2 separate regions of the Homo sapiens genome follow, and region 2 is linked to region 1. A link is an interaction called in ENCODE POLR2A ChIA-PET data of the cell type or tissue named here. Cell type or tissue: GM12878. All regions are shown on one strand. Links, peaks and the distances in the headings refer to the core of each region. The heading gives the core; the rest is flanking DNA. Region 1 overlaps NHEJ1 (non-homologous end joining factor 1). Region 2 overlaps CYP27A1 (cytochrome P450 family 27 subfamily A member 1).

Evidence for each region. Peaks named below come from ENCODE experiments on the same cell type or tissue, not always from the same donor. Only the 100,000 strongest peaks of a DNase experiment are listed, where the experiment ranks them.
Region 2: POLR2A ChIA-PET joins it to region 1 with 12 read pairs; 2 of 35 experiments call an interaction of 5 or more read pairs at or near these places.

The regions. Positions count from the first base shown.
Region 1 is chr2:219,134,601-219,142,600 of GRCh38, reverse strand. All of the region lies in intron 5 of NHEJ1 (non-homologous end joining factor 1), which reads left to right. Among named protein-coding and RNA genes, the nearest start is that of NHEJ1, 22 kb to the left of the region's middle. In GM12878, for the core only: no CTCF peak of the experiment used is centred there; no DNase peak of the experiment used is centred there.
Region 2 is chr2:218,792,317-218,808,239 of GRCh38, reverse strand. All of the region lies in intron 1 of CYP27A1 (cytochrome P450 family 27 subfamily A member 1), which reads right to left. Among named protein-coding and RNA genes, the nearest start is that of CYP27A1, 18 kb to the right of the region's middle. In GM12878, for the core only: no CTCF peak of the experiment used is centred there; DNase peaks (open chromatin) are centred at 1,699, 2,469 and 5,459; H3K27ac peaks cover 693 bases; H3K27me3 peaks cover 120 bases.

The sequences.
Region 1 (8,000 bases), core at 1-8,000:
ATGCCTCGCTCTCTCCATCTGGTTGCCATCAGGCTGTGTGGCTGCTGGCGGGCTCTTTATTTATTTATCCCAGTGTAATGGGGTGAGGAGGGAGCTGGCCTAAGGCTGGCATTCCAAGGCCATGCCACTGAGCCACAGGCAGTTTGCATGGGTGTGTGAGTCACTGGGGCTGCATGCTGCTCAAACCAGACGCGGCCAGGCTCAGGGACAGCAGGCAGCCCAAAATAGAGCCCCGCCCTCTACAGCTGGCAACCCCTGGCTAGGAATCAGCCCTTGACACCAAAACCTGGGCAGTTGCTTGAAGTTGGCTTCCTTTGGTAGGGGTCCCTTAGCAGAGATGGAGATTTTGCAATTCTCTACTCTTCTCTCCTCTTCTCTTCTCTTCTCTTCCCTGCAGTCGTTCTTACTGCTGCATTCTGAATGCCTTATAAGTCTTAATCTGTTCAGTATAATACCTTAGCTAAGAAATTAGGGGGCTATAGTTAACATTGATTTGACTTAGCATCCTAAGTGCAGCCATGGTTGTTATATTCTGCCTAGTTTTAGTTACTGTCTTCAGCTCCTGTCTGGTTGCAGCCTGATTCTAGAGCAGATACTTTAAACTATGAAGAGAGTCACTGCTGCTCTTACGAAGCTAGAGCTTATATCGCCTGGGGAAGATGGGCAATGCTTTAACTTGAAAATTGCCATCTTGTTAAGCTTGTTCACACTTCTAATTGGTTTCTTTGGCTGGCTCTCCGTCTTCTGCCTGCCTCTTAAAGGTTAGTGTTTCCCAGGATCAGGTCCCTGATCCTCTGAGACTTCACTTTCCTTCCTCTGGGTCATCTCATCTAGACCCCAGTGTCAACTATTGTTGGTACATCGCTGAATACCAATTTTATATCTCCACTGTGTTTTAGGCCCATATTTCTTTCTGCATGTTTGGCATTTCCACCTGGATGTCCCACATAAAGCACATCCTAAACATGTCCAAAATGAATTATCTACTCCCCCAGACTATTTCTCTTATATTCCTTATCTTGGGGAATTATACCATCATCCATTCAGTTTTCTAAGCTAGAAATTTGGGAGTCACTCACTTTCCTCTTTGTCCTTACTTTCAAAGCCTAATTTATTGACCGTCTTTTGAATCTGCCTATCTTCTCTATTCTACCTCCCGTTGTCTGAAATTAGCCATTTTTCTCTCCCTTTTCCCCCACTCCCCCCCTGCTTTTTTTTTTTGAGACCAAGTCTCACTCTGTTGCCCAGGCTAGAGTGCAGTGGCACAATCTCGGCTCACTGTAACCTCTGCCTCCTGGGTTCAAGAGATTCTCATGCCCCAGCCTCCTGAGTAGCTGGGACTACAGGCTTGAGCCACCACGCCCAGCTAATTTTTGTATTTTTTGTAGAGATGGAGTTTCACCATGTTGGCCAGGCTGGTCTTGAACTCCTGACCTCAGGTGATCCACCTGCCTTGGCCTCCCAAAGTTTTGGGATTACAGGTGTGAGCCACTGTTCCTGGCCTTTCTGTCCCTTTTTTGGCTTGACCATGCAACAGCCTCCTAACTTGTCTCCTGGTCAGTTCTTATTCCCCTGCAGTTGAATTTGTAGTTTTGTCAGAGTGATGTCTTTGAAACTGAAACTTGATTATGACACTTTTTGCTCAGAGTCCTTTAGTGGCTCCCGGTTTCCTACAGGATAAAGTTCAAACTCCTTGCACGCCACACGTGATCATTTATGATTTGATCCTTTTGACATCTTCAGCCTGCTCCTCTGGCATTCCACTATAACATCTTTAAATACCACCTTGTGGATGAATCTCACATTTATTCTTCACTGTAGGTCTTACCCTGAAACTCCAGACTGCTTGTTTAACATTTTCATGAAGAAGTTTAAAAAATATCTTAAATTCAACACGTCCAAAATTGAACTTCCAGTCGTATGCCCAGATTTACTTTTCCAACAACCCCCTCCCATCTAAGTTGATGGAAGGTTCATTCTTTCACTTTTAGTTGGGTGAAAAAACCTTGGAGTCATCCTGACTGCTGTCCTCTCACTTCCTACAGCCAAAGTCCATCAGGAAATCCTGTTGGCTTTACCTTAAAACTATGCCCGTAATCTCACCTCTGCTGCTACCATACTGGAGCCACCATCATCTCCTACCTGCATTATGGCAAAAGCCTCCTTATTTGTATCCTGCAGCTACTCCTACCCCCTCCTGGCCTATTATCAACAAAGCTATCTTATTAAGTTGCAAGGCACATCGTGATATTCTTCTGCTCAAAGCCCTTCACTGGCTTAACACTTCATTTATAGAGTAAAATCCAAAGACTTTACCATGGCCTATAAAACCCTATATGATCTTATAGAACTCTCTTACCTTTCTGACCTCATCTCCTACAACTTCCTCCCTCATTCACTCCACTGCAGCCACACTGGCCTCTTGCTGTTTTTCTAACACTCTTAAGTGTTTTTCTAACACTCTAACACTGCCTTTAGGCCTTTACATTGGCTGTTCCCTCTGCCTGGAATGTTCTTTCTTCAGATATTTGTGTGGCCAACTTCCTCACTTCCTTAAAGTCTGTATTAGTTATCCATTGCTGTGTAACAAATTGTCCCAAAATTTAATGGCTTAAAATAACAGGCTGGGTGCGGTGGCTTACGCCTGTAATCGCAGCACTTTGGGAGGCCAAGGCAGATGGATCATGAGGTCAGGAAATCAAGACCATCCTGGCTAACACGGTGAAACCCTGTCTCTAATAAAAATACAAAAAATTAGCCGGGTGTGGTGGCAGGCGCCTGTAGTCCTAGCTACTTGGGAGGCTGAGGCGGGAGAATGGCGTGAACCTGGGAGGTCTCAGAGCTTGCAGTGAGCCGAGATCGTGCCACTGCACTCCAGTCTGGGCGAAAGAGCGAGACTCTGTCTCAGAAAACAAAAACAAAAACAAAAAACCCCAAAAAACCAAAAACACATTTATTATCTTGCATGGTTTCTGAGGGTCAGGAATCTGGGAGCAGCTTAGTGGGTGTGATTCTGGCTCAGTGTCTCTCATGATGTTGCAGTCAATATGTCAGCTGGTAACGCAGTCATTGTAACATCCGGATAATTCATATCCAAGCTTTCTCATGTGGCTGTTGGCAGGAGGTGCCATTTCTTGCTATGTGGCCTGTCCATAGGGCTACTCACAGGACCTGGTTTCCTCCAGAGCCAGTGATCCAAGAGACAAAGACCAAGGCCAGGTGGGGTGGCTCATGCCTGTAATCCCAGCACTTTTGGAGGCTGAGGCGGGCAGATCACCTGAGGTTAAGAGTTCAAGACCAGCCTGGCCAACATGGTGAAACTTCGTCTCTACTAAAAATACAAAAATTAGCTGGACATGGTGGCATGCACCTGTAATCCCAGCTACTCAGGAGGCTGAGGTGGGAGAATTGCTTGAACCCGGGAGGCAGAGGTTGCAGTGAGCTGAGATCACACCACTGCACTCCAGCCTGGGCAACAGAATGAGACTCTGTCTCAAAAAAAAAAGAAAAAGAAAAGAAAATGAGAAACGAAACCAAGACCAAATGGACCTGCAGTCCTTTTATAACCTAATTTCAGAAGTTACATTCTATCACTATCTCACTGTATTCTTTTTATTAGAAATGAGTCACTAAGTCTGGGTCACACTTAAGTGGAAGGTAATTAATTAAACTTCACCTCTTAAGGGGAGCTGTGTCAAAGAATTTGGAGACATATCTACATAGACTACATCCATCTACATGGACTACAACAATGTCTTTTTTCAAATGTTACCTTCCCAATAGAGTTTACCCTGACTACTCATTTAAAGTTGTAAGCTCCATTTGTCCCCCCTGCACCTTAGCACTCCCATTTCATCTTACCATCCTCTACTTTTTATTTTTTCTATAGCACCTAGTTTCCAACATATTGCCATAAAATTTACTTATTTTATTATACTTACTGTTTATGGTCTATCTCCTGTCTGTTAGAATGTAAGCTCAACAAGGACAAAGATGTATGTTTTGTGCACTGGTCTAGCCCAAGTGCCTAGAACAGTGCCTCCACACATAGTAGGCACTCTATAAGTGTTTGTTGAATAGAAGAAGAAATCATATCTTCCCACTCTTTTTTATTTTCCTCCTCTTATGAATAGGCCAGCAAATAATCACCTATTGGTAGCCTTAGACATAGGCAGCCTTACATGTAAATAGATGAGTAGCCTATATTCCCATTCTACCACCTGCCTTATTTGTTTGACATTTATGTTTTCTGAAAGGCAGTCCCAACTTCGGGATGAAGTGTATATAAACCTTGAATCTTTTATTATTGAGAAATCCCAGAACCTCTCTTTTTTTAGAGCCAGTTAAGAGACTAACACCTCAAAAGTCAAAAGAATAAGTACCTAACAAAATCCTGGAAAGAAAATTAGTCTTAGAGTCACAAGGGCTCCACTTCCACAGTTAGAAGGGCTACCCTTTTACCATGTACCTGTTGTTCAATATGTAGAGAAAGCCATAGGATTCAGGGTGGTTTTTTTTTAGTGTCCATGTGGGCATCGTAAAAAAGGATAAGTCTAGATGCATGAGAATATGCTCCCTCCTATTATGTGTGTCAGTTCTCCGACCTAGAAAAACTTGCAGTTAATTCATCCTTTCGGTATTCGGTCAGGTGCATGCGGGCTGAATGAGGTTCTGTGAGCATATAAGGTATGATAATATTGCCATCAAAGAGCTTATAGTGCTTAGTGAATGATAATAAGGGCCATAGTAGTGGAGTGATTAGAAAAAGCTTTCTATAAATGGCAGGACGTGAACTGGGCTTTGATTTAGGCTTTGATTGAAAACTATGTGGAAGACATTTTAGGTGGGAAGCACTTGGGCAAAGGATGGAAAATAAGAATAAGAATGGATGAGGATTAGTAGAAAATAAAGTTAGCAAGATAATAACTTGAGGCTAAATTGTGGGGGCCTTAAATGTTGGGCTGGCAGATTAGTGTTTTATTCTGAAGGTGGTTTTCAGTTTTTTTTGTTTTTTTTTTTTTTTTTTTTTTGCCTGTAACACATTTATTTCTCCATTTAGTTCAATTGTTAACGACTGTCATTATGTGCTGTGATTCTCAAGTGGGGACACATCTCCTAGGAGGGAGATGGGGCACATTCTCCTTGCACTTATTAATTACTGTTGCAGATAGTGGGAAGCCATTGAAAGTTTTGACTGGAGAATTGACATATGAAGGTGATCTTTAGGAATATTAGGCTCTTGGTCATATGCTTATGTGATTTGAAGAATAGTGATGCCATTGATAGACTAGGAAGATCATGGGTGGGGTCGGTTTAACCGTGGGCATATAAAAGAATTGTTTTCCTTACTGAAAATATGAATGTACCAGTATTTGAGCTCTGGAATGAAAATCTCCAGGGAGGAAGGTATGGCTGTGCATGTTTCTCAACTATATTTTGTTTTTTCTGAATTTCACCTTCTCTTTGGGGTTTTCTCACTGTGAATCCTGTAGTAACCAGGGGTTACCACTTCTTTTTTTTTTTTTTTTTCTCAAGAAGAGCTAAAAAGACCTCTTTCTTTATTTTCCTTTTGCAAAGGCTTATAAGGGCTTATGTTTTCAAAAGGAAATTTATTAAAAATTTTAAAGTAATTTTTTAAAAAAATTGTTAAAATTTTGAGAGAGAAAAAAAAGGAAATCAATATAGAAAATACAAATGGGGCCAGGTGCGGTGGCTCAGGTCTGTAATCCCAGCACTTTGGGAGGCTGAGGCGGGCAGATCAGTTGAGGTCGGGAGTTTGAGATCAGCCTGGCCAACATGGCGAAACCCCATCTCTACTAAAGATAAGAAAACTAGCTGGGTGCAATGGTGGGTGCCTGTAATCCCAGCTACTCAGGAGGCTGAAGCAGGAGAATCGCTTGAATCTCGGAGGCAGAGGTTGCAGTGAGCCGAGATTGTGCCACTGCACTCCAGCCTGGGCAACAGAGCAAGACTCCATCTCAAAGAAACAAACAAATAAAGAAACCAAGTAGGGGCTACGTGTGGTGGCTCACGCCTATAATCCCAACAGTTTGGGAGGCTGAGGTGGGTGGATCACCAGAGGTCAGGAGTTCGAGACCAGCCTGGCTAACATGGCGAAACTCCATCTCTACTAAAAATACAAAAATTAGCCGGGCTTGGTGGCACAGGCTTGTGATCCCAGCTACTTGGGAGACTGAGGCAGGAGAATCACTTGAACTCTGGAGGCTGAGGTTGCAGTCAGCCAAGATTGCATCACTGCACTCCAGCCTGAGCGACAAAGCGAGACCTTGTCTCTAAAAAAAAAAAAAAAAAAAGAAACCAAGTGGGAATACATTATGAGAAAGACACTGTCTCAGAAAAAGAAAGAAAGAATACAAAGGGGGTAAAAATTATCCATTTTGGGTTTCTGATTCTAAGAATCCCAATAGCAAAGGAGTTTCCCATATCTCAAATTCTCTTATCCTAAAAAATCTCAAAACCAGATATTACAAAATCAGATATCTGCAGGGGCCAGTCATATTACATAAACATGTATATCAGGCTGGATAGAAGACAACAGAGAGTTGTAGGGGCCTGTGGAAAACGAAATCATGCATGTCCCTGTATCTAGACCTGGATAGGCTAGCACAGTTTAACAGACTGCGCTCCAGGGGGTTGTATATCTTACTTTACTCAAAGGAAGTTACCAACTCTGCCAAAGTGAAAACTATTTTTTCCTCTGTTTTGCTCCATCAAATCCACCATTAGTCTCTCATTTGGTTTATTTATTTATTTATTTGTTTTCTAAAAGAGACAGGATCTCACTATGTAGCCGAGGGCTGGTCTTGAACTCCTGGGCTCAAGCAATTTGCCTGCCACAGCCTCCCAAAGTGCTGGGATTACAGGCATGAGCCACACTTACTTGCTTTAAATCTCCAGTCTAAGAAATCCATTTGGTTCAGATTTGATTTGTGAGGCAGTGATGATGTTTGATGTCTTACTTCTTTACTTTTGAGACGGAATCTCACTCTGTCCTGTAGGCTGGAGTGCAGTGGGGTGATCTCGGCTCACTGCAACCTCTGCCTCCTGGGTTCAAGCAATTCTCCTGCCTCAGCCTCCTGAATTACTAAGATTACAGGCACCTGCCACCACGCCTGGCTAATTTTTTTGTATTTTTAGTAGAGACAAGGTTTCACCGTGTTGGCCAGGCTGGTCTCAAACTCCTGACCTTGAGTGATCCACCCACCTCGGCCTCCCAAAGTGCTGGGATTACAGGCGTGAGCCACTGTGCCCGGCCTTGATGTCTTACTTCTGACAAATACCTAGCCCTTTTGGGCCTAACCTATAAGCTTCATGTACCTCCAGAGCTTTTTGTGAAGATTTACACAGTTGAGTCTCCCTCCTCTTTCCCCTAGTAGAAGAAGGGTTTCATAAAAATCCATTTGTTACAGTATGGTAATTTAACAATGCCTTAGCCTATTTTTTACAAAATCAGTGGCTTATTTATAATTAGAGTTAATTTAAAAACATAAGATGAAGATTTTTTTCACATACATGTTGAATTTTTTTTTTTTTTTTAATTGAGACGGAGTTTCACTTTTGTTGCCCGGCTGGAGTGCAATGGCACGATCTCGGCTCACTGCAACCTCCGCCTTCTGGTTTCAAGCAATTCTCCTGCCTCAGCATCCCGAGTAGCTGGGATTACAGGAGCCCACCACACCACACCCGGCTAATTTTTGTATTTTTAGTAGAGACGGGGTTTCACCATGTTGGCCAGGCTGGTCTCGAACTCCTGACCTCGTGATCCACCTACCTCAGCCTCCCAAAGTGCTGGGATTACCAGCGTGAGCCACCGCGCCTGGCCACATGTTGAATTTAAATTGATTATGGGACGTACAAGTGAGAATGCCTAGGAAAGAGTTGAAAAACTAGGGTTGAAGCTCAGGTCGAAGAAAAGGGTCTACAGAAAATAGATTTGAGAATCTTCTACAAAGAAATGATATTTGATGCCATGAGAATGG
Region 2 (15,923 bases), core at 1,560-9,559, 340 kb after region 1:
CCTATTTTCCTGGAAGGAAAATATACTGCTGGTAGGACTCCAAAATAACACATCCCTACTTGGAGGACGATTTGTTAATATTTACAAAAGTACGAGCAAATTTATAAACAAAGCATGAGATATCCACATAATGAAATACTATGTCACCTTAAAAAGGGATGAAGAAATTCCTTGTGTACTAATACAGAAAGATATCCAAGATAGATTATGTGAAAAAGTATATCTTTTGCCTAAGAAAGGAGGTCTAAAATAAGAATATATAGTATTTGTATTTGCTTTCATAGAAAAATACTGGATGGATACATAAGAAACTAGTGAAAGTGATTACTGGACCGGGCATGGTGACTCACCCCTATAATCCCAGCACTTTGGGAGGCCAAGGCTGGAGGATCACTTGAGCTAAGGAGTTTGAGATCAGCCTTGGCAACATGGCAAAACCCTGCCTCTACAAAAAAAAAAAAAAATTCGCTGGGCATGGCAGTGTGCGCCTGTGATTCCAGCTACTCGGAGGCTGAGGTGGGAGAATTGCTTGAAGTCAAAGCTGCATTGAGCCATGACTGTACCCACTGCACTCCAGCCTAGATGACAGAGTGAGACTCTGTCTCTAAATAAATAAATATAAAGTGATTACTATGGGAGGGTCAGGGGAGCAGCGGAGGGGGTCAGACTGCTTAGTGTGTATCATGTTCTATTGTTTGAGTCTTGAACTATGATAATGTATTACCTATTCAAATTTTTAAAGTCTAAAGGTACAAAAAGAAATGTTTTCTGAAACAGTAAGTCACCTGACATTGACCAGATAGTTCTAGAAGGCAGGGAATCCTTGCTGAGCCTCTGAATTCCTGTAAATACTCCTTAGATTTATAAGTGCCCCAGCCATATCATTTTCCTGTGAGTGAGTTTTGTTTTTTTCCTTAAAGGTTGCTTTTTAAAAAATACTTTACATACACATCTATTTTCCTCTATTAAATTCCCTAGGAGGGCCGGGCACAGTGGCTCACGCCTGTAATCCCAGCACTTTGGGAGGCTGAGGTGGGCAAATCACAAGGTCAAGAGTTCGAGACCAACCTGGCCAACATGGTGAAACGCCGTCTCTACTAAAAATACAAAAAATTAGCTGGGCATGTTGGTGGGCGCCTGTAATCCCAGCTACTTGGGAGGCTGAGGCAGGAGAATCGCTTGAACCCGGGAGGAGGAGGAGGTTACAGTGAGCCAAGATCATGCCACTGCACTCCAGCCTGGGTGGCAATGTGAGACTCCATCTCAAAAAAAAAAAAAAAAAAAAAAATTCCCTAGGAGACCTGTCCTAAAAGTAGGCTTAATTTGTTTCCAGTTTAAGACATTAACAATAATAATTGCACGTGTTTCCATAGAGCTGACCATGAACCAGACACTGTTCCAAGAATTTTACTTATATTAGCTCATTCAATCCTCACTACAGCTGTTTGGGGTAGGTTTAATATTACCACAATTTTGCCGATGAGGAAACTGAGGCCCAAAGAAGTTGCTCAAGGTCACTTTATCATTAAGTAGCAGAGTCAGGATTCAAACTCCAAACACCTGGCTGGAGGCCATGCTCTGAACCACTTACTCCACGGATCCCTGAGAAAACAACTATGTCCTTCTAACTGGAAACAAACGTAGGCCCTTGAAAAGCGTGTACTATTTTAAAACCACAATATTATGCAATAACAACCCAGGATTACTCAACTGTGGCACTGTTAATACTCGGAGTGGATAATTCTATGTTGTAGCCGACAGTGGTGTGCGTTGCCGGGTGCCTAGCAGCATTCCTGGCCTCTCCCCACAAGTACCGCACCCCCTCTGAGTTGTGGCTACCACAGATGTCTCTAGACATTTCCAAAATGTCCCCTGGGGGATGAAATCACCATAGATTGAGAACTACTGCAATAAGTCCAGCCTCTTAATATGTCTCCTAATTCTTTAATTTTAGAAGACCTGTTTAAAACAAATATATACCATTTTGAAGAAATATTTTTCTAAAGTTTGGTTTCTTATCCTTCTGTTAAGTTGAAGTAAACTTATGTATAACATTTTAATAAAAATCTGAACAGCAGTTATCTCAATGGTGGTAAACAGTGCTTTACAAATTAACTTACTTTCTTCTCTATACTGTGATTTATTTTTCAAAAATTTTTTGCCACGTTCTTGGAATCAGCAGAAAAAAAGTTATATTTTTAAAGTAGAAAAACAATACCAGCTTCTTTCCTGGAATCCAAAGCCTCTGAGACTACTTCCTGGCTGTCAGTATGGAGGTTTCTGGGACATTTCTCCTTTTAGCTAAGCCATGCCTTCTTCCTTCATGCTCCTCAGTTAGTTTACTTAGTGGAACTTAACAAGGATCTACTTATGTAAGAAGTTATTTTAGAAAGACAGCAGGATACTTGCTGAGAGATGCGTGCTGTGTCTGTGATCCTACCATTAGATCGTAACCTGAGCCAGTTGGAAAGTCCCAGCATTCTCGGATGGGTCCTGTCTAAGAGCCACTTTGCAGAACAAAGATCATCTTTCAGGATGAATGGGAGGGTTAGCCCCCACCTGACAAAACTCCAAAGCAGGAGAATGTTGAATTCATTCAACATTCATTTATGAATCTCATGTCCTGTTCCTCCTAGGGATACAGCAGTAAGCACAGCATAAAAGACCATTCTTAAGGAGTTCTTATCCTAGTGCATGGGCCAGACAGTTGAGAATTTGATTACATATGTTCCTAAACAGTTTTCTAATTATTTTGCGGATGTCTTGTCTCTTCAACTAAATTGAAAATCCTCATGGGTGAAAACCATGTCATACTTCTTTATGACATCCCAAATTGTTGGGCACACTGCTAAGCACATTAATAAGACACTCAGTACATACTTAACAGTTGTCAATGAATCCAGCAGAAAGAAACATGTTGCAGACAATGCAAAGAACATGAGAGAGACAGAGACAGACATAGAAAGGGGGTGGGGAAGAGGATACGTAGGAAACTTGTTAACAGTAGCTCGTCTAGAGTTTTAAGAACCTGGAAGAACAATCTGAAAGGAAATTAAGAAAATAATTCCATTTACAATAACCTCTGTTTTGGACTGAATGTCTGCACTCCCCTCAAATTCTTATGTTGAAACCCTAAACCCCGTGTTGCTGCATTTGTTGATGGGGCCTCTAAGGAAGTAACTAAGGTTAAATGGGGTCATAAGGGTGGGGCCCTGATCTGATAGAATTAGTGTCTTCATAATAGGAGACACCAGAGAGCTTGCCCTCTAGGGCACAGGAAGAAGGCAGCCAACTACAAGCCAGGAAGACAGCCCTCATCAGAAACCAACCACTGGCACCCTGATCTCTCACTTCTAGCCTACAGAACTGTGAGAAAATAAATTTGTTGTTTAAGCCATCCAGTCTGTGGTATTTTGTTATGGCAGCCCAAACAGACTAATGATAGTATCCAAAAGATAAAATACCTAGGAATACTTTTAACCAAGGAGGTGAAACATTTGAACACTGAAAACTACTAGACACTGCTGAAGGAAATTAAAGACCTAAATAAGTGGAAAGTCATCCATGTTCATGGATTAGGAGACTTAATATTGTTAAAACAGCAGTACTCCCCAAGGCAAACTACAAATTCAATGCATTCCCTTTCAAAATTCCATAGCCTTTTTGCAGAAATGGAAAACCTGATCCTAAAATTAATATGGAACTGCAAGGGGCCCTAAATAGCCAAAACAATATTAAAAAAGAAAACAATGTTGGAACATTCCCATTTTCTGATTTCAAAACTTACTGCAAAGCTACAGTAATCAAAACAGTAAGTTACTAGTGTAAGTGTAGACATATAGACCAATGGAATACAACTGAGAATTCAGAAATACACTAGAACATCTACAGTCAACTGATTTTTGACAAGGGTGCACAGACCATTCAATGGGGAAAGAAAGTCTCTTCAACAAATGGTACTGGGACCACTGGATAACTAAATGCAAAAGAATGAAGCTGGACCCCTACCTCACTCCATATACAAAAATTAATTCAAAATGGATCAACAATCTAAAAAGAAGAGCTAAAACTATAAAACTCTGAATAAAATATAAGGGTAAGTCTTCATGACCCTGGATATGTCAATGAATTCTTAGATTTGATAACAAATGCATGAGGAATTTTTTTTAAATAGATAAATAGTTCTTCATAAAAATTAAAAACTTTTGGCCAGGCATGGTGGCTCACACCTGTAATCCCAGCACTTTGGGAGGCCGAGGTGGGCAGATTACCTGAGGTCAGGAATTCAAGACTAGCCTGGCCAACATGGTGAAACCCCATCTCTACTAAAAATACAAAAATTAGGCAGGTGTGGTGGCGCATGCTTGTAGTCCCAGCTACTCGGGAGGCTGAGGCAGGAGAATCACTTGAACCCGGGAGGTGGAGGCTGCAGTGAGCTGAGATTGCACCAATACGCTCCAGCCTGAGCAACAGAGTAAAACTCCCATCTAAAAAAAAAAAAAAAAAAAAAAAAAAAAGACGGGGGCACGGTGGCTCACACCTGTAATCCCAGCACTTTGAGAGGCCGAAGTGGACAGATCACGATGTCAAGAGATCGAGACCATCCTGGCCAACATGGCAAAACCTCTTCTCTATTAAAAATACAAAAATTAGCTGGGTGTGGTGGCGTGTGCCTGTAGTCCCAGCTACCTGGGAGGCTGAAGCAGAAGAATTGCTTGAACCTGGGAGGCAGAGGTTGCAGTGCCAAGATCGCACTACTGCACTCCAGCCTGGCAATAGAACGAGACTCGGTCTCAAAAAAGAAATTTAAAACTTTTGTGCCTCGAAGGACATTATCAAGAATGTGAAAAGACAGCTTATAGAACGAGAGAAAATATTTGTAAATCATATATCTGATAAGGGTTTAATATCCAGAGTATACAAAGAACTGTTACAACCCAACAACAAAAAGACAAATTCAGTTTAAAAATAAGCAAAGAATGGCTGGGCGTGGTGGTTCACGCCCATTATACCAGCACTTTGGGAGGCCAAGGCAGGCAGATCACTCGAGTCCAGGAGTTTGAGACCAGCAATTCAAGACCAGCCTGGCCAATATGGCAAAACCCTGTCTCTACTAAAAATACAAAAATTAGCCAGGCGTGATGGCGCACACTTGTAGTCCCAGCTACTTGGGAGGCTGAGGCATGAGAATCACTTTAACCCAAGAGGCAGAGGTTGCGGTGAGCCGAGATCAAACCACTGCACTCCAGCCTGAGTGACAGAATGAGACTCTGCCTCAAAATAAATAAATTAATTAATTAAATAAGCAAAGAACTTGAATAGACATTTCTCCAATGAAGATATGCAAATGGCCTATAATCACAAGAAAAGATGTTCAACATCATTTGTCATTAAGGAAATGCAAACCAAAGCCACTGTTAACCACAAGAAAAGATGTTCAACATCATTTGTCATTAAGGAAATGCAAACCAAAGCCACTGTTAACCACTAGAATGGCTTAAAAAGAGAGAAAAAAAGAAAATAACAGTATCAGTTCCTAGATCCTAGATAAGGGAGCAGAGGCTGGGTTTATTCTTATTTATTTGCCCTCCGAAGAAAACATCGGCTGTCTCTCTTTTCTACAGGAAATGGAGTACTATTTTTCTTCCAGCAACAAACTCGTAGTAAGCAGCCTTCTGGAAGAGTAAACAGAAATGTGAGTGCTTCCTCACTTTTGACAAGCTGCTAGAACAACGTTCCAAAAAGCAGCACAAACTCATGCATCCTGAGAATCAAAGCTCTTTGAATGAGCAAGAAATAGTAAAGACCTTATAGGAAGTAAATAAATAATTAGCAGATGGAAAAAGCATGGAGTAACAACGCAAGTAGTTCTGTTTCTTCACATCTTAACCTAGTCTTTTTTTTTTTTAATTTTCTTTTTAATTCTCAGCAAGGCAAGTTACTTCTATGGAGGGTGCACCCTTACAGATGGAGCAATGGTGAGCGCACACTTGGACAAGGGAGGGGAAGGGGTTCTTATCCGTGACGCACGTGGCCCCTGCTGCTGTGTCGTTCCCCTATTGGCTAGGGCTAGGCCGCACGGGCTAAACTAATTCCGATTGTTCTTAGCCTAGTCTTAAATAAGAGGAAACAAATAAGTGAACAAATGTCATTAAAGCAACTAGTTGATTATTTGGGGAGAAAGTATAGTTAGAACCCACATCCGTGGTCATTGCTGGCCTAAAGAGTGCCTTAAATAGGAATTAAAAAAAAAAAAAAAAGCCTGCTAGCAGCTGCAGCCCCAGCCAAAGCCCAGGGCCTGGCAAGTCAAATGCAGGCTCCATTCCTGCTCCTCATGTGACCCCTTGGTCAGGCACCTGCCTTGTGCACCTCACACCATACACAGAAACTAATCCCAGGTGGGATAAAGATTTTAAAAGAAACTACAAAAATACAAGAAGAAAATATGTATGAATACACAATTCAAAAACTCGTTAGAAAAATAGACATAAAAACAGAAATAGGGAATTTACAAAAAAAGAAATATAAATAGTATATCTATGCAGAAAATAGGTCCAATCTTACAAATAAGAACATGCAGAATATATATCATGAAGATATACCACTTTCAACTATGATATTTGCAGAGACTGTTTTTGCAAATATCATAGTTGAAAATGGTATGTCTTTGTGATATATATTCTGCATGTACTTATTTGCAAAAAATAATTGTTTTTGTTTTTTGGGTTTTTTTTGAGATGGAGTCTCACTCTGTTGCTCAGGCTGGAGTGCAGTGGCACCATGTCAGCTCACTGCAACCTCCACTTCCCAGGTTGAAGCGATTCTCCTGCCTCAGCCTCCTGAGTAGCTGGGATTACAGGTGTGCACCATCATGCCTGGCTAATTTTTTTGTATTTTAATAGAGACAGGGTTTCACCATGTTGGCCAGGCTGGTCTCGAACTCCTGACCTCACGTGATCCACTCACCTCGGCCTCCCAAAGTGCTGATATTACAAACAACGTGAGCCACCACATGTGGCCCTGTTTTTGTTTTTTGGACTGCCCTTTGTCATGCAAAACTATTTTCTTTGTAACTTTTCTGGAAGACAATTTGGCAGGTGCTACATATCAAAGATCCGAACAAAATCCTTTATCACAATGGTTCCATTTTAGGAGTTTTATTCTAAGAAAATAATTGAGAATGTACACAAACATTTAGTGCTAGATAGATTAATGTTAATCAAAGCTTTATACATAAAAAATCTAAAAGTATACCAACAGGGTCCAGTAAATTCTGATGTAGCCATCCAATGAAATGCTTTTCAGCCATTAAAAATTGTTATATAAGTGTGTTTATTGAAAAAGATATTCATATTTACTTTTCTGTAAAATGGCAAGTTACAAAAGAGAGCATATGGTATGCTTTTATTTTAAAAAACATATATATGTAGATGACATATGGGGAAAACAGATAATGCTTTCCCCATATGCTTATAACAACATATGGGTGTATTTATGTATTCATTTCACAAGCGCTTATTAAGAACCTATGGGTATAAGGCATTGTGCTATGTGATGGGTGTTGGGATTATGGAAGATTTAGATTTTCTTCTTTTTGTTTCTTTATATTTTCTCATTTCTCTAAAATATGCATACACTACTTCTGCAAGTTATTTCAATTCTAAATGGCATTTTCTATTAAATGTGGTATATAGCCACAAAATTAGCATGTAATCGTAACTCATATTTATGTGATTTTTTTAAAGGTAATTTTTATAGGAAAAGAAAGTGCTTGTCTCATGGTCATGTGTTTTTATTTATTTGTTTATTTATTTTTATTTTTTTGTGAGCCACCACACAAAATAACACTGGCTGACTTGGAGTGTCTTATCTTTATTTCTTCTACCAGGCTGCGTTACTTTGCCATAGCACCGTTAAGACCTTCCATATAAACAAAGGCTTGGACTCAGCCTTCCCTGAGCCTTGAAGACTGATTGCCCTGTGATCCTCCTGGAACACCGAAGAATGGGAGGCCCCTCCCACTCTTCACTGGCCTCCCCATCTTCCTCAGAGGTGTCCCAAGACAGCTTCTCATCACCTCTCAGGTTCTGAGATATGGACTTTCTGCCTTATTCTCCCTCAGAAAAGAGTCGCAGAACATAAAACCCCTTGGCTGCGGTCTAGCAGGAGTTTCTCAGCAATGGAGGTACCCCACAACTTGCATTGCAGTCATCTGTCTCCTTGTGTTTTGGCAAGATCTTACCCCCGTCAAGATGAACAGGACTAGGGCAGAAACCCAAGTCCCTCCTTCTCTAAGGAGGATCAGAGGCTTTATGCACTGATCAAGGTGTGCTGGGGACTTGATGGCAACCACAGTTGTCGAACCTGTTCAGCCTTTTCCGACACTGGGCACAAGTCATTGGGGCACCGAGAAATACCCATGGTTATGGTCAAAAAATTACTTTAACTGGATTTGGAAGAAACTCTCAGATTGGACAGTGGACTGATGTAATTTTGTGGATATATTAATAAGGATTCTCCAGAAAAAAAAAAGAAACAATAGGATGTATGTATATAGGGAAAGATTTATTTTACAGAATTGGCTCACATGATTATGGAGGTTGGTGTGAGGTTACCCGAGAGAAAGGAAAAATAGACTCAAAGTCAGGCAAGCAAGTTTTTGTTAACCTGCCGGCTGCCCCCTTAACAGTCAGAGAGGAAGCAGCCCCAAACTTACAGAAGGAGGGGTTTATATTGGGGAGGGGAGTTTGAGGCAGTTCTTTGGTATGGCCGCATCCCGAGGTTGTTTGCTGGTTAATTTTGCCACATATCACCGTGTGACGTTTATGGTAGCAGCTAGATGAACAGGAACTTACAGGAGGGTGTAGGTAAAGTTTGTTTATGCTTCCCATGACCTCCCCCTGTGCCGTCTGGATGGTTTGTAATTGGGGTTTCCTTATCACAGCAAGGTCTGATAAGTGAAGTCTGCTGGCTTCACCGCGGCGTCTAGATAAGGGCTTAGAAACATAAAGAGGCTTGGGGGAAGGGTGGGCAGCATGGAGAAGAGTTGCAGAGCATTAGGGGGAGGGGTGGGCAGCACCAAGAAACTTTTTGGGGCAGTTTGTCCCTAACAGTTGGCAAGTATAAAATCTGCAGCACAGGCTGGCAGGCTGGAAATTCCAACAGAGGTCAATAATCCAATCTTGAATCTGAAGGTGGCCTGGAGGCAGATTCATTCCCCTTCTAGGGACTTCAGTCTTTTTGCACAAGGCCTTCCACTGCTTGAACAAGGCCCACCTACATTACGGAGGGTAATCTGCTTTACTCAAAGTCTACCAATTTCATGGGTTTGTTTGTTTGTTTGTTTGTTTGTTTTTTGAGATCAAGTCTCGCTCTGTCACCCAGGCTGGACTGCAGTGGCACAATCTCAGCTCACTACAATTTCCGCCTCCCGGGTTCAAGCAATTCTCATCTCTCAGCCTCCCAAATACCTGGGATTACAGGCATATGCCACCACGTCCAGCTAATTTTTGTGTTTTTAGTAGAGACAGGGTTTCGCCATGTTGCCCAGGCTGGTCTCGAATTCCTAGACTCAAGTGATCCATCCGCCTCAGCCTCCCAAAGTGCTGGGATTACAGGCATGAGCCACTGCACCCGGCCTAGGCTTTCTAAATGTTTTAAGGTTCTAAACTGCCTTTTGGGTTTTGAGAACTATTTGACTTGCCTACTTCACAATTGGTAAGTGGGACATATGGAATTAACCACACCCTTAATTATGCTGGAAGGATTCAAACCTTGGCTACACCTAGCACAAAAAACAATTTACCAGGCTTTACATTAAAGTTAAAATTGCCAGGAGTTACCATTATAACATGTAATTGAAACAACTGAAAATAGATTTATATGCAAGGTGTGTAAGAACAACAAAATGTATTTTTAATAAAAGATTATAAGAAGGCTGGGCATGGTAACCCATGCCTGTAATCCCAGAACTTTGGGAGGCCAAGGCAGGTGGATCACCTGAGGTCAGGAGCTTGAGACTAGCCTGGCCAACATGGTGAAACCCCATCTCTACTAGAAATACAAAAAAATTAGCCAAGTGTGGTGGTGCATGCCTGTAATCCCAGCTACTCGGGAGGCTGAGGCATGAGAATTGCTTGAATCCAGGAGGCAGAGGTTACAGTGAGCCGAGATCACACCACTGCACTCCAGCCTGGGTGACAGGGCGAGACTCTGTCTCAAAAAAAAAGATTATAAGAAGGCATGAAAATGTAAATTCTTGCCTAGGGTTAAAAGATTGTTTTAAATTAGATAAGAAAAGCTAAAAATTCAAACAAGTAGTGAAAGGATTATAAAAATTAATCTTGCAAAATTCTGTGTGTGAACATATTGACTAAATTCCAAAGGGTATTATATGCTTTTTCTGTAAATTGAGCATTGAAATAAAAGCACAAGGATACTCTTAAGGCACTAATCTGCTCTTTAGCAAAACTTGTGAAGGGTTATAAAAGGCTTTTTGCTTTTAAGTTTCTGAGTCATCATTTTGGCAAAATAAATAATTTATGATAATCTGGAATTCTATTTCATAACATCAGGTGTTCTAAACCTCTAACATATTTAACAGCCTTCCCAATATCAAACTTCAGTTTCAAAATTGTCTTTCCTGATGCATGGCTTTTTGGATGGTTCAGAGGGTCTCTGGAAAAGGTAAACAGGATAATTTGTCATGTTTAGAGATTGCCAAAATGGTGTTCGATCTTCTTTAGGTTATACCTTGGTGAATAATGCTGATATATGTTCCAAAATTGTATGGGATCTCGGAAATTCTGATGTCTGAGTATATGCTATCAATCATAATTAAGGCCAGGCGCAACGGCTCGTGCCTGTAATCCTTGCACTTTGGGAGGCAAGGTAGGTGGGTCACCTGAGATCAGGAGTTCAAAACCTGCCTGGCCAACATGGTGAAACCCCATCTCTACTAACAATACAAAACATTAGCCAGGTGTGGTGGTGGGCGCCTGTAATCCCAGCTACTCAGGAGGCTGAGGCAGGAGAATTGCTTGAAACTGGGAGGCAGAGGGAGATTGCAGTGAGCCAAGATCATGCCATTGCACTCCAGCCTGGGCAACAAGAGCAAAACTCCATCTCAAAAAAAAATTATAATTCAGGTTGTTATGTTAAGTTATTGTAAACCAGAGATAACCAGACTTCTTTGTCAACTGTGTTTCTAACTGTAACTACCCTGGGAATTTTGTTTTTCACAGACAATTGTTTTCTTGTTTTACTCCTTTTCGAAAGACGGTTTATAGTAAGCTATAGGACTTTGACAGGTGTTCTCAAATGCAGGTTTCTGATAACTTTGGATATTGCGACATTGGAATAAAGGAAGAGCTGAAATATTCACAAATATCAAGCAAAACAAGAGCTAACTGAAAGAACTCAGGAAACTGAAGCATGTCTTTTTGACTTTTGCTTGTAATACTGCTGATCCTTGTTTTGTTTTTCAGAGTCAAAGAAACTTATTTTGAATTATTTACAGCCTTAATAATTGAGTAAGCTATATGCCCGTGAACAAAACTTGGAGCATGTTTGTTTCTCTCTGCCAGGTTCCTCTAGAATTTGGAAACTATCTGTGAGTTGTGTTTTTTTGTTTGTTTGTTTGTTTTTGAGACAGAGTCTTGCTCTGTTGCCCAGGCTGGAGTGCAGTGGTGTGATCTCGGCTCACTACAACCTCTGCCTCCCGGGTTCAAGTGATTCTCCTGCCTCAGCTTCCCAAGTAGCTGGAACTATAGGTGTGTACCACCACGCCTGGCTAATTTTTGTATTTTTAGTAGAGACGGGGGTTTCACCATGTTGGCCAGGCTAGTCTCGAACTCCTAACCTCAGGTGATCCATCCGCCTCAGCCCCCCAAAGTGCTGGGATTACAGGCGTGAGCCACTGCACCCAGCAGAGTATTCTTAATTTATGGCAATATAGTTGTTTGCATCAGTGCAATAAGAATCCATTTTTCTTTTGCAACAGGATGCAATTGGAGAAACTGTTGTTTTACCAAGGCTTTGACTAGAAAGGTATGCTTCCCTTTAAGGAGTCAAGCTCGACTTGCCAAGCCAATAAAAGCCCCTTTTGGAAAAGAAACTGGCCTTATACCCTCGACTACACAGTCCCTGTACAGGGTTCCTGACCCGTGGTCAGTAAAGAATGTCACTTTCTAACAGGCCCAGGAGCTCCGAGTTTATCTTGGGACCTTAAAGGAGAGGATCACCCAACTCACAGGTATTTAAGGATACAAACCCATGGCTGGGCTCAGCTTTAAAAGGTCTTATCTGAGCTTCCTTTTGGAACAGAGTTCCATCAAAGCCAATCTAAAAGGCCTATGTAGAAATAATTATTCTTGCTGTACTTTATGCAAATAATCAGGCCAAGTATAAGACTAAAGTCTACTTTGCAAACAACTCAGTCCTATTATGATTTTTTTTAACAAAAATGAGGACTGGAGAGAGAGAAATTATGTTTCAAAACTTATACATTTGTAATTAAATTCTAAACTCATTCATTGTTCTTAAGTTTTTGCCTACATTTTAGACTAACCCTGCCTGCTCCTGTGAACCAACCAGCAATCTTTGGCTGCAGCTCAGATGGATAATGTAAAAATCTGGGTCAATATTCTGGTTCTGAGCAATTATCCTGCAAATCCTGTCAGGTGACAGGAATAAGTAGGATGCCCATCACTTGGAGGTTTCCTTTTTGGGAAAGGAAGACCAAGGGAGCTAACCAAAACCAAGCACCATGCACCCAAGTCTTAGCAAGCATAACCATAGCCACCAGTTATCTGGGTGTGTCACAAGACATCCCTTTCTCTCCCTTGTTGCAGGAGGACTCGATTCCACAGTTTCACCTTAGCATTTGGCTTATGATAAGAAGTCCATGCAACACCCCCTGAGACACAATTTTGTCCCAAACTCAATTCCAAGCTTCGGGTCAAAGCCCTAGGAAAGAAAACTGGATCTACAGGATCCAGAGGCAGATGATAACAGAGGTTAAAAGGCACAGCACAGGTGAGCATGGCTAATTTCTGCTGATTAAGCCAAGCCTCTCATTTCATGGATAAAGTCATGCTAGTATCCATGGCATAAATGAGGTCTAGGGAACTCCAAGGCTACTGACACTAGTGGGAATAGAGACATAGGTGAGAGTGGATAATTCCTATTCTCTAGGCCCTCCCTGCTTCATGGGTTCAGGCCGCTTTGACACCCATGGGTGGCACCCTGTCGCAGTTGTCAGGATTCAGGGATGCAAGGATGGAAGAGGGAAAGAGAATACTCTTCCTTCTCTTCTTCATGTACCCCAGATATTTGCTAGGAAGAGAAGGGAACCAGAGATGTCTGCTCCTCTCTTTTCTAGATGAGTAGCCATTCTTCTTCAGTCTGTACCCTTTCAAATGCATCCTGAACCCCTAGGACCCCTTTGAAAAGGAGCCTTCTTTTTTCTTTTCTCCTCCTCTGTCCTCTCTTCACTGATAGGTAATTGTGGCTCTGTACTACAGGACACTCCCCTCAGATGCATCCTCCAAACTGGGAAAAGTTAATTTCCCAAACCTTAAACTGGCTGGTTCAGGATTGGGCTCAAGGGAAGGGAACCCAGAAGCCCAACACGCCGGCAAAAGGGTAAAGTTTTTTTTAACCAGTCAGGATTTTGGCCTCCCTCTCCCTGGGCAAACTGGTAAAAGGCCTTGGGATTTTTGAGCTGATCTTACCCGCCCTTTTCTCCTTTTGATACATGTTTTCTAATAACCTGGTTTGTCTCTTCTCACCTTCAGGCCATCAAACTCCAAATGGTCATGCAACCAGAGCCTCTGACAATGGCCCGTTTTGCCGGGGACCCTTAGGCCTCTGAGGGAGATATGACTGCCATTTTCCCAAAACTATGCCCGCTGTCAGCAGGAAGCAGTTAAGATCAATCTTCATCCTTATCCCAATCCTTATTCTAATGGCAGTTAGAAGTACTTCTTTAGAGTGGGGAATGAGACAGCCAAGTAAAAAGAGGTCCCTGGAGAAACTCCGACTGGTCCGCGCACTGGGGTGGAGCCTCGGGAGGTTTACCCGTTTGCAGAGGGAGGAGCTTGTCCTCTCCCGTACCAGGGTGGTAACCTGGGGATTCAATCTGTGAGATGGGGGCCTGTTAACAGGCACCTCTCTAGCTTTACTGAATTTTTTTCCTTTTCACCCAATAAATTCCATTTTTCTCACCCTTCTATGTGTCCGCGAGCCTAATCTTTCCTGGTTGTGTGACAAGGACCCCATTTTTAATTGAACTAAGAAGAAAGTCCTACAACAGCCTGGCCAACATGGCAAAACTCTGTCTCTACTAAAATACGAAAAATTAGCCAAGCATGGTGGCGCATACCTATAATCCCAGCTACTTGGGAGTCTGAGGCATGAGAATTGCTTGAACCTGGGGGCGGAGGTTGCAGTGGGCCGAGATGGTGCAACTGCACTCCAGCCTGGGTGAAAAAGTGAGAATATGTCTCAAAAAAAAAAAAAAAGAAAGAGAAACTTGGGGAAAATGTGAAACAAAAGGTTTATGGAAATGTGTGGTTTAAAAGATGACAAATTTGATAAATGTATTTATGAAGTTTTATTAAAATTAGTTTTAATATGATAATATACTAATACAAAAGTGAAATATTTCTCTTTTGGATAAAATTTTCTGTAGTGTTAATAAGACAGTAAAATATTTTTGTTCACTTTTTACATAAACTGCAACAAGAAAAAAGAGAGAGGAAAGAAGAGATTCTGTCTCATGCTGTCTTATGTCTTTTGATTGTTCGGAAAACTGAGTCTCCTTTATCAAAGAGTACAGGTTTTTTGTTTTTAAGTATCTTTTAGGCCAGGTGGGATGGTTCATGCCTCTAATCCCAGCACTTTGGGAGGCCAAGGTGGGTGGATCACCTGAGGTCAGGAGTTTAAGACCAGCCTGGCCAACATGATGAAACCCCATCTCTACTAAAAATACAAAAATTAGCTGGGCATGGTGGTGCATGCCTGTAGTCCCAGCTACTCGGGAGGCTGAGCCAGGAGAATCACTTGAACCCAGGAAGCGGAGGTTGCAGTGAGCCGAGATGGTGCCATCACACTCCAGCCTGGGTGACAGAGTGAGACTTTGTCTCAAAAAACAAACAAACAAATAAAAAGAATCTTTTAATTATCACTTTGGTTAAATGAATGACTATTGTTTTATGGTGACCTGTGATTCTATTTTGGTCAAGTGTTTTAAACCTTTGACATATTTGTCAGGCTTCCCAAAAATCAGATTTCAGCTTCAAAATTAAGTCTTTTTTGACCTTTAACTTTGGGATGCTACAGAGGTTCCCTGAAGCATCCAAAAGAGAGGTAAACAGAATTATTTGACATGCTAAGTTACATGGGAAGCATTGTCAAATTAGAAACAATGTTTAACCTTCCTCAGGTTACATTTTAATGAATGTTATTAATATATGTTCCAAAATTGTATGGGATTTCTAAAATTCTAATGTATATTTATATTATTGTAGGCCACAGAAATAACCAAATTTCCTTGTCAGTTGTGTCATTAACTATGACTATTTGAAGTCATTTCCCCAATTAATTGCTTAATTCTGATGCAGTTTATGAAAATTTCACAAACACGCAAAATCCTAGAATATGATGTCTTTAAGGAGGTTCATGAAAGGACAGAAAGAACCCTGAGAAGCACTCTTGAATTATTTTAAAAGGTTATAATAACTTTAAAATCATATATTTGGACTGGGTAAGAATTCTTGAAACTTCAGTGAAGAAACTGACTGGTTTATAAAACTGCTAACCCAAGCAGAACAAAAATTAATTAAATACCAAAAAAAACACCTTGCCAGATGTTCATGCTAAATCATCCAGTACTGAAATTGTTTAGATATACAGTTTGAATG